2 separate regions of the Mus musculus genome follow, and region 2 is linked to region 1. Evidence: chromatin loops called from intact Hi-C (ENCODE). Cell type or tissue: left cerebral cortex. All regions are shown on one strand. Links, peaks and the distances in the headings refer to the core of each region. The heading gives the core; the rest is flanking DNA.

Evidence for each region. Peaks named below come from ENCODE experiments on the same cell type or tissue, not always from the same donor. Only the 100,000 strongest peaks of a DNase experiment are listed, where the experiment ranks them.
Region 2: it touches region 1 in a loop (2.4-fold over the local background); 8 of 42 quality-filtered maps call a loop at or near these places.

Annotation. Positions count from the first base shown.
Region 1 is chr12:80,105,890-80,111,975 of GRCm38, forward strand. Zfp36l1 (zinc finger protein 36, C3H type-like 1) reads right to left here. Exons shown (of 2, transcript NM_007564.5): 2 at 1,871-4,659. The coding sequence ends at 3,700. Among named protein-coding and RNA genes, the nearest start is that of Zfp36l1, 4.1 kb to the right of the region's middle. In left cerebral cortex, for the core only: CTCF peaks have their summits at 3,179 (motif pointing right) and 4,589; DNase peaks (open chromatin) are centred at 3,250 and 4,227; H3K4me3 peaks cover 1,564 bases; H3K27ac peaks cover 931 bases.
Region 2 is chr12:79,757,109-79,761,108 of GRCm38, forward strand. All of the region lies in intron 8 of Rad51b (RAD51 paralog B), which reads left to right. Among named protein-coding and RNA genes, the nearest start is that of Gm36048, 40 kb to the right of the region's middle. In left cerebral cortex, for the core only: a CTCF peak has its summit at 2,133; no DNase peak of the experiment used is centred there.

The sequences.
Region 1 (6,086 bases), core at 826-4,825:
CATGAAAGGCAGAATTAAATGTCCACCACAGGCTCTCTGGCTAAAGTGAATGAGTTCAAGGCGATGGACTAATTGTCTTTGCTTTTAATCAAAATGGAAGATCATCACTACCACCCAAACACATGCTTACACACACACACACACACACACACACACACACACACACACACCAGACTCACACCACACACTCACACTCTATTACACACACACACACACACTCACGCACCAGACTCACACCACACACACACTCACACTCTCAGACCACATACACACACACACCAGACTCACACCACACACTCACACTCTATTACACACACACACACACATTCACACACCAGACTCACACCACACACACACTCACACTCTCAGACCACATACACACACACCAGACTCACACCACACACTCACACTCTATTACACACACACACACTCAACACACCACTCACACCACACACTCACACTCTCAGACCACATACACACACACCAGACTCACACCACACACTCACACTCTATTACACACACACACTCACACACCAGACTCACACCACACACACACTCACTCTCAGACCACACACACACGCACACCAGACTCACACCACACACTCACACTCTATTACACACACACACACACACACACACACACACATTCACACCACACAGTTAATTTTCCCTCTTAAGAAATGAAAAGCCTGGGTTCATCTCAAGCTCCAGGGCTGCCTCTTTTCTTCCTGTATCAATCAGCCCGTCCTGGAGAAGAAATGAGTCCCCATATTTCTACCTCACATGCCTGACAAGCAGTAAGCTTGGTAAACCAAGTAACTCTTGAAATGTCCAGAGAATACTGGTAATTCATGCGGTATTGAACACTGTCTGCAGCAGATCTATGGAGGACAGTGGTATAAAGGTGAAGATGGCTCAACCCTTAAAACTCGCTAACTGTAAGAAGCCAAGGGCTCAAATATCTCTGCCCTCCCCAGGACTCAATTCTCCCAGACCCTACTCCTTTAAAAGAATCACTTTCCAGCAGGGTCCTGGTGACACATGCCTTTAACCCCAGCACTCAGTAGGCAGAGGCAAGTGGATCTCTTAAGTTTGAGGCCAGCCTGGTCTACAGAGAAAGTTCCAGGACAGCCAGGGCTGCAGAGAAACTGAAAAATCCAAAATTCCAAAGAGAGAGGGGGAAAAAAATCACTTTCCAGGGGCTCCCTGATCCTGGCTGTCTGTCTCAGGATCCTCCTGCCTCAGCCTCCTCCAGCAACTCTTGCGCCACAACTGGCCTACCACCTCCCTTGATGGGAACTACTGACTTCCTATACAGTCTATGTTAACCTCCATCTTCCCTTTCCAGCCCTGCAGTCAAATCCAGGTGCAGACTGCCCTTTCCCATCCTGGTGGCTCCTCTGCAGGCAGGCAGTGCTTCCTCATACCGGTTCAGGGGTGTACTGAGGCTAGGACCTTGACTAGGTTAATGCCTATGAGACCAATACCTATGAGCCCTTGACACAGTCAATGTAAGCCAGCAAGTGCAGCATGGGCTATGTACTTTATCAGTAGCACCCTGACCATCCCCCAAAGGAAGTTCATAGTGGGAAGACTGGATGATCCTGTCACAGCTCCCTACAGTAGCCAAGGTCACACAGGTCAGCAAGGATACCCTGGACCTGCTCTCTGCAGGCTCCTTTGCTAAAAAAAAAAAAAAAAATAAATAAAATAAATAAAAATAAAAAATACCTCCGCCCCACCCAAGCTGAGTGACCTTAAGGCATCAACATCCAGAGTTATGGGTTTAGCTTTAAAGATGAAAGACCAGCCACCTCGTTGCCCCAAGGAGTGTCAGACCAAGGAAAAACCTATAGACAAATCATTTCTTGAAAAACGGGGTTTATTGATTTTTAAACTGCAAATAGTCGTTACAAAAAGTTTTTTTTTTCTTTTAAATAAATTCACACAAAGAAAGAGAAATAGAAAGCGACGGTAGTGACCAGCAAGAGGAATAATAATTACATTCATCTTTATGTGTGTGCGCCAGTTGTTTATGTCAACATTGGAAAACTCCAACCTGGAATCCAGAACCACAAATCTGCGAGCGGAATGTCTTGAGATGGGCACATGGAATTCAAAGGGTTTTTCTCTTTTTTTGTTTTCCCTTTTAGAAGCTATACATAAAATGGTGGTTTTCCTTCTGTACTGTCACAGAACTTATACATACATTCTCAGTCCTACCTGTGAAAGGCCTAAGGAGAAAGAAACTCAATTTGCAGTCCAACACAAAGGGGAGAATTTCTAAAATAAATAATCCAACAGTTTTTTGCATTTTTTTAAATTAATTTTTCATTTTTTTAAAATAAAATAACCAAAAAAAGTGTAAAGTTACAAAAATGTTGTTGAAGAATAATATATTAAAACTGTGGAAAAAAGGAAAGACACGTCACAAAATTTTAAGATTAATATGAAGATCATAATTTAACATAAAAGAATATATTCTATGGATTTGTCATCCCGATAAATATGAACAAAATTAACAAAAAAAGCATAGTTTGGCAATAAATACGTTTTGATAAGTTAAATAAGCTTTTTTATATTGATGTGCAGTGATAAGCAACATTTTTGCTCTCCAATTTCTGAAAGTTAGATGAAGTTTAAACCCAGGGAAAAAAGCATTGTGTGGGGGCTCTAAGGTAGACCTAAGGTATTCTAGAGCAAAATCCATTAAAGCTACTTCTACAGGAAATCGTTTTACACAGATATTGTATGTGGAATGCAGACCATTAACTGCTCACCCCTTACATGTTTTTTTTTGTTGTTTTTAGCTTTTCTCTCATTTGTTGTCATTTTTAAGATGTCACATATGAATTGGGGAACTTTAGCACCAAAATCAAGTCTCTCATAGTCCATCTAGTTTCCCCTTCCTCCCCACTTAAAAAAAAAAGAAAAGAAAGAAAGAAATTAAATCACGAAGTCCCACTTATGTCAAAACCTTCGTCCAACTTGTTCAACCTTTGTCCCTGGAGACCTACACAAACCCAGGCAAGATTAGTCAACAGGGGTTCGGGCTGGGAAGTAAAAGGTTTTGAAAGTCAAAATAGACCCCTCCCCCCAAAAAAACCCCAAGTCCAGCAACAACTCTCTGAGGGAGGTGAGTAACTATAAGGAAGAGGAAGAGTGTGCGGGAGACCGAAAGAAAGGTGCACTTGTGTGGCCAGCTGGGGGAGCTGCTGGTTGCGGGTCACCCCACCCCCACCCCCAACCCCACGGGCAGAGGCTCTGGGAGGCCCACGGGTGCCCCCTGGCGTTGAAGAGGTAATGTAGTCACAGTGACAAAGTTAGATTACAAGGCACTAAGTTGCTTCTGTAAACGGTTACTGCTTTTTTTCTTTTGTGATTTGGCACTTAAGGCTTAAGCCGGGGGGGGTGGGGGGGGGTAAAAAAAGGCATCTACTGACAAAAGATGGAACTCTGTTATGCGTGGTTAAGTGGGCTATGAAATGGAGGGAGAGGGTTTCAAGCCAGAAGCTACCAACAAATTGACTTGTCCTTATGTGGGGGGAGGGTAACATACCAAGGTTGTTCTGGGAAAGGGGCTGAGCTTAAATGTATCAATGTGGGGTTTGAGGGAAAGTTAGGGGGTGGGGAGGTGAAGGGAAGAGATGGGGTGGAGAGGTGAAGGAGGCATGGGGGGGGGTCCCTCCCTACCCTGGCTTAGTCATCTGAGATGGAGAGTCTGCTGAAAATGGGCAGGCGTCTTGAGTTGTCCAAGGTAGGGGAGTCTGAGCCACTGTGGCTGGAGCTGGAGCTGCTCAGATAGCCCTCGTGGTCCGAGAGAGAATCCTGAGGGCTGGGGGGAGAGTCAAACATGTGAGGGGATTCGGACATGGGCCGGAAGAGGAAAGTGGTGGGGGAGCCTCCCCCAGGCAGCCCCATGCTAGGAGCAAAGAGGCTCGCCAGCTCCTGGCTGGAAAAGGCGAAGGGGTTATTGGTGCCATCGGGCAGAGTAGGTGAGCCCAAGAGGTCATCGGCGCTCAGGATAGGGGGTGGGGTGATGGATGTGGGGCTGTCCAGCAGCCCCGTGGCAGCGGCGGTGGCAGCGGCACTGGGAAACCCAGCAAAGCTAAAGCTATGCTGGAGGCGGGGACGGTCAGCGGAGAGGTCTCGGCCCCCCGCCAGGGCGCGTCGCTCCTCGGCGTTATGAATGAAGTGGCAGCGGGGCCCGTACGGGCAAAAGCCGATGGTGTGGAAGGTGCGGCACAGCTCCGTCTTGTACTTGGGGTGGCGGGTCAGGCTGCGGAGCTCGTGGATGCCATGCGCGAACTGGCACTTGTCCCCGTACTTACAGGCACCGTTTTCTTCGAAGGGACGGCACAGCTCCGTCTTGTAGCGGCTGGAGTTGACCTGGCCGCTCCCAGGCTGCTTCTGGGTGGGCAGCAGCCGCTCGCCCCCTTCGGAGAAAGAGCGGTCTCGAAAGCGGCTGTCGCGTGAGCTCAGGGACGGGGCCGGCTCACCCTTAAGGCTGCTGAGAAGCTGGTTCTGATGGAACTTGGAGCTGGGCAGAGTGACCGAGTGCCTGCGAGGGAAGCCCCCGCCAGCAGGGGTGCCCACTGCCTTCCTGTCCAGCAGGCAGCCCCCAGCGCTGGGAGTGCTGTAGTTGAGCATCTTGTTACCCTGGGAGGGGAGGGAAAGAAAGGGACGGATGAGTGACTGAGGACATCCACGAGGCCAGGGCATGGTGTCCACAAAGGACAGCACCTCTCCATCTGATAGGCCAGTCTCTCTAAAAGGAGCCACCTGGATTTATTTTGGCACTGCTCATAAGAAACCGCAAAATCCTGCCGTGTGTGGAAGAAAAAGTTATGTATTCATCCCGCCCCGTGCTGACCCGATATGTAGCTTCCTCCTGTCCCTAAAGCTAATTTTCCCCCCTCTAAAATCCGGGCCCCGTTTATACATTCCTCAACTCAGAGAGCCTTTCACACAAGACAGTCCCTTTTCATTTCCCTCCCCCTAAAAGAATCAGGTAAACCTAGTTTAGAAGTTTGGAAGGATGAGCCAAATCCTCTCTCAATCAGTCCCTGCTTACCCGCCCCCCCCCCCCCGCCACCCCCACCCCCACAAAATCTGGCCCCACACTCTCCACCATTTCCTCTTCCACAAGTGTGCCCTTCCTTTGGCAACAGGTTTTCAAACTGTGCTTTTTCCTTGCTTGTGGAAGGGCCTAGTCTGGGATGTGGGTAGAGGGATATAGTGTCTGAAAACACAAGGTTCGGGAAGGGTAGGTATCCCACACCCTGGGAGGGATTTTCTCCCAGCATTCTCCACCCCCTTCACTAGGAAGATGCCTTTGCACTTGGTTTCCTGGCTGCGAGAGAGCTCTGGATAAGAGCACCAGTGTTTAATCTTGAACCAAAGCTGCAGACGAGAAGGAAAGCACCAGCACGCTCACACTCCCCGACTCAGTCAATTGGGGGCGGGGGTGTGTGAGTGAGCAAGGACAGAGGCTGCCACAAGCCCTAGTCACCTGCCCAAACTACCTAAGATTTAGAAAAGAGTGGGGGTGGGAGACTTGAAAGTTATCTCCAGGCCCCTGACACATGTGGGTGTGTGTCATTGTGCAAATTCTAAAGTTAGTCCCTTAGGATCCGCAGCAGGGGATCGGGAATCGGTAACCCTGTAACCGCAACCACCCCACCGAGCGGATTACAGGAACCCAGAGGAGAGCCGCTTCCAACAATGAGGTTCATTTAAAAAGTCCTGCGGGGGGAGGGGGCAAAAGAAAGAGAAATAGATCAAAGAGCGGGGCAGCGGGGCCCAGGATGGAGTTGGCTAGCTCAGGCTGCCGCCAGGGCAAACAGACTTGGAAAAACGCAGGGAGGGAAAGAAGCCGAAAATGCAAAGTTTTTGATGTTGCTCTTCAACTCCAGCACGGCCCTGCACCCCAACCCTGCAGCCCCGGGGCCTTGGCAGCTGCACCGACAGGAGCAGCGAGCTAGGAAGAGAGCAACATGACCCGACGTGTTTAAGGGAAGGCAAAAACAGTTCAGCAATTAAAAGTAGCCTAGCAGCTTCATCCTTTCAAATTGGGGGGTTGGGGG
Region 2 (4,000 bases), core at 1-4,000, 350 kb before region 1:
ACGTTGTTACTGTCTTTGTGGCACCATTTAACAGCACGTTGTAGATGTCATAGTCTTCCATCCCCTGAGACTTTCATTTGTCTCCCAAGAACAACAATTTCTCTTATACAGCCAGCCATACTACATTTATTCTTTCACCCAGGAAATTAATATTGATACAACACTGTAATGTAATATAAGGGCAATATTTAAGCTTTGCCAGGTGTCCCAGTAATGTTGCTGTGGCAGGCCTTCTAGAGTTCAGTCCAGGATTAGACACTGTGTTTAGCTGAAGTGTCGCTGAAGATCTTTTGGTCACTGGTTTCACAGAAACATTTTTCTTCAAGAACATACTTCCTGATAAATCCTCTCTCTCTCTCTCTCTCTCTCTCTCTTTTGCCTCTTGGCCTTGCCTCTTGCAGAGCCAGTGAGCTGATGCAGGTATGAAGTAGGAACTGCTCACGTAGGTCTAAACTAAACGTAGTAGGTTTCAACTAAACGTGAAGGGACTGGCTACCAGACCTGGGATTTCCATTTCTTTGTGAGCTGAGTTCCCAAAGTCAAAGCATAGCTGTCAGAGAGTCCCCTTGCTTTTCAGCTGAGTGGGTTATCACATGGCTCTCTCATTATCCAAACTAAGGCCTGAAACATGTACAGCTTCTATATATTTCCTGCGTCTTAAGTCTTCCTAGGAAGAGTAACTGATAAAGGATATGCCTTTTTTTTTTTTAACCTTTTCCAGCTCTCTTCAAAGGCAGTTGTCTGGATGTCCATGTCTGAGGAATTTCTCTCACCCCAGCAGTCAGGGTTCCAACCAACCTGATGTCAGACTAGACAGCTGTGTTCCTTCTCCATTAGCCCGTGTTTCCCGAAACAAACATCAGATGGCCAAAACCTAAGATGATGACCATGCATAATACAGATTTACTGAGACTGCAACTCTGGCATCCTCCGGCCGCCTCAGATACCATGATGAGAGCAGGAAAACAAAATTCAGACCAGGACAGCTGTTAAGTGCAATGTGAAAAATCCATAGCAAGAGGATAGAAATACATCTGGGGACAAGGGACATCTCATGTAAACATCCTGGCTTATTTTAAATGAGCATGGATTTTTTTTTTTAATGTGCTTCAGGTTTCTTTAAATAGTTCAGTTTTTGCTTTTTTTTTTTTTTTTTTTTTTTGCTAGTATGTGTGTGTGTGTGTGTGTGTGTGTATTTCCATTCCCATTCGTGTGCATGAATTCACTCTAATAAGGGAATTCATTATTAATTAGAGATTCTCCTCAGGGCTGGAAAGATGGTTCAGCAGATAAGAACACTTGCTGTGCAGGCATGAGGGCCTGAATTCAGATCTCCACCATCCACATAAAAACCCAGGCATGGCCACACCTGCCTGTAACATGGCACTACAGTGGGTCCCTAGGGCTCACAGCTTAACTCCAGATTCAATGTAAAATTCCAGCCTCTGTGGAAAAGCAGGACACCTAATGTCACCCTCTGGCTCACCCACACACTGCATGGATATGCACACCTGCACACACAACTTCTTCTCACAGGTTGAGAGACTTAGTTTCAGGTCATCCTTCAGGACTGTCCCCCTCCAATAGAAAGTACCAGGGAGAAAGCAGTACTCCTGGCTCAGGGGCTCCAGTGATCTCCTGGGTGGTGTTGCCAGCTGAACCCATGAGAGGAGATTGCTTCTTTCTACTCAGACACTGGGACTATTCCTGCTATTTTTTTTTCCTTAGCTATATTTAAAGATATTGACGCATGTCACTGCAAGCACAGCCCAGAAGAAGCCCTACATAGTTGGGATAGTTTGGTTGCCAAATGGGACAGTGTTCAGATTGACCTTTTCTAAGAGGGAGCCTCCTCACCCTGATTCCAGACAGTTTCTCCATGGTAACCCTCTTAGATGACACCTGCATTCACCCAGGACAGTCCCAAGTCATCGCTGCTGTCCCCTTATGACTCAAATGAGCCCATCTCTATCTCACAAGTATCCCGACTGGATAATAACTTACACGACCATTCCAAGACTCTGGGAAAGTCTAAGTATTCTCTCCCCATACAAAAATCAGCGGGGCTGTTTGAATGATTTGTGCTGGTGCATACCAGGCTTTATCCTAGTGGTGAGCTCACCCCGCCTCTGCTCCACCTGCTGCTAGGGGAGGTTAATCCACCTCTAAATCTTGCATTCCAAAGGTGCTGATTACTCTACCATAGCAGATGGCTTCTGCTTCCCTTTGCTCAGTCTCCCCAGGAATGAGTGTTACTGGGGCTTGAGTCGGGCTGAGCATGTGATATGAGCAAACACTGGACAGCAATCCATCCCCCTTCTCTTCTAGCTGAGAGAGCCCAGAGACGACAATTTCTCCATGACCTAAGCAAAGTGGCCTGGTCCGCTAGCAGGTCACTGGGCTGTGAGCAGATGGTATTGGGTGAGACAGTTGTTACATGGCTTTATGCCTCAGATCCTTTCCTTGTAAATCTGAAAGACTAATAGCTTCCAAGTATTTTGAGAATCTTGTAACTCAGAAGGTTATAAATAACATAAGCTATTTCTTTCTCATCTAAAATGGCAGTCCAGTATGGTTGCTTAATAGTTAGCGTGTGGTTCCTGGGCCAGTCTGTACAGCTGATGGTGTTTTTCCAGTACTCTATTTATAGAGCTAGGTCAGAAATGTCACTTCCGTTGGAACTTGACCTACAGACGATTGTCAGTTCTAGAGACCCAAGGAAGCAGAGAGCACACTAAATACAGCTGGTTCACAGGTTCAGTTAGCGAACTGCAAGCCCCCCAAGGAAATTGTGTTGGAGAATAGATGTTTGAGCCTTCCCAATCTCTCTGTTTGATATGTTGGCCCTGTGGCTCCATGGAACTCGAAGGTCACCTTGAATCTTCGTTTTTTAAAACTCCTGTTCCGGGCAGTGTCCCGTTCATCTTCAACTGCGGCTGTCTTTCTACATCAGACACAGTGAAGATTCTTGAGACCCAGCTAGGCAGTGTTGACTATGTGGAAAGCTGGGGGGGGGGGGGATCTGAATGTTTCCCCTACTTCATCTTTCTACTGGGGTAACCCAGATTCTCCGCGCATTTCCCTAGATCAAATGGGTGAGCCCATGGAAAATGTCTGCCACAGGTCAGTGGCTCCCTGGCCTGGTCTGGTACAGGAGAATTGGAATCAAATGGATGGTGATCCCCATCTGGTCCCAGTCAACCACTCAGACTCTGGAGTTTAAAAGCTTTGTTGATTGGGAATTGTGTTTGCTAGAAGTTGGTCCTCGTGGGTTGTAGTAGGTAGAACAGACAAAGAAAAAGGCCTGGTCTGGGGAGAAACCTGTTGTCGGCAAAGGGGCCGCACACTTGCACTGTCTTTAGGTATGTATACATGGTTGCTGAGCAGGGCCTGGCAGTTAAAGGCAGTATGGAAGCACTGTGCACTCAGGCTTCCTAGAAAAGACAAGGTCCCAAATAAGAAGCCAATTTTTTTGCTGTCAAAATATCATAGACTCTGGATTTTTTTTTGTTTGTTTATTGTTTATTGGTTTTGGGTTTTGTTTTGTTTTGTCTTTGTTTTTGTTTGTAAGTATACCCAAGGACATTTGAAGTCACTTTGAACAACTCCTTCTGACCATGGGTGAAGCTACTGAGGATTGGGGAAAGTCAGCCCTGTGGCTCACTCCTGGGTGCTTTGTTATGGCTGCTCCTTCTCCCAAGTGTTCCTGTTGAAAGCCTGCAGCTAAACCAGGAGTAGAACCACAGGCCAGACCATCAGGCCTGCCATAAAAAGTTCCCATGGTAACCCACCATCCTTCCCTACACTCATTTCAGTCCTGAAAACCCTGAGTATTGTCGTTTGTAACTTCCTACTTCTTATCCCAGGAACTTACTTTTTACCCAACTGGACAAGAAGAACCAAGTATTCCAAACATTCACTCCTTTAAGCCCTTCCCCTTCCCTTCCGTTCCTATTCTGGAAGTCACCACTTTGTTAGTTTGGTTTTAGGGGGTTGTTTT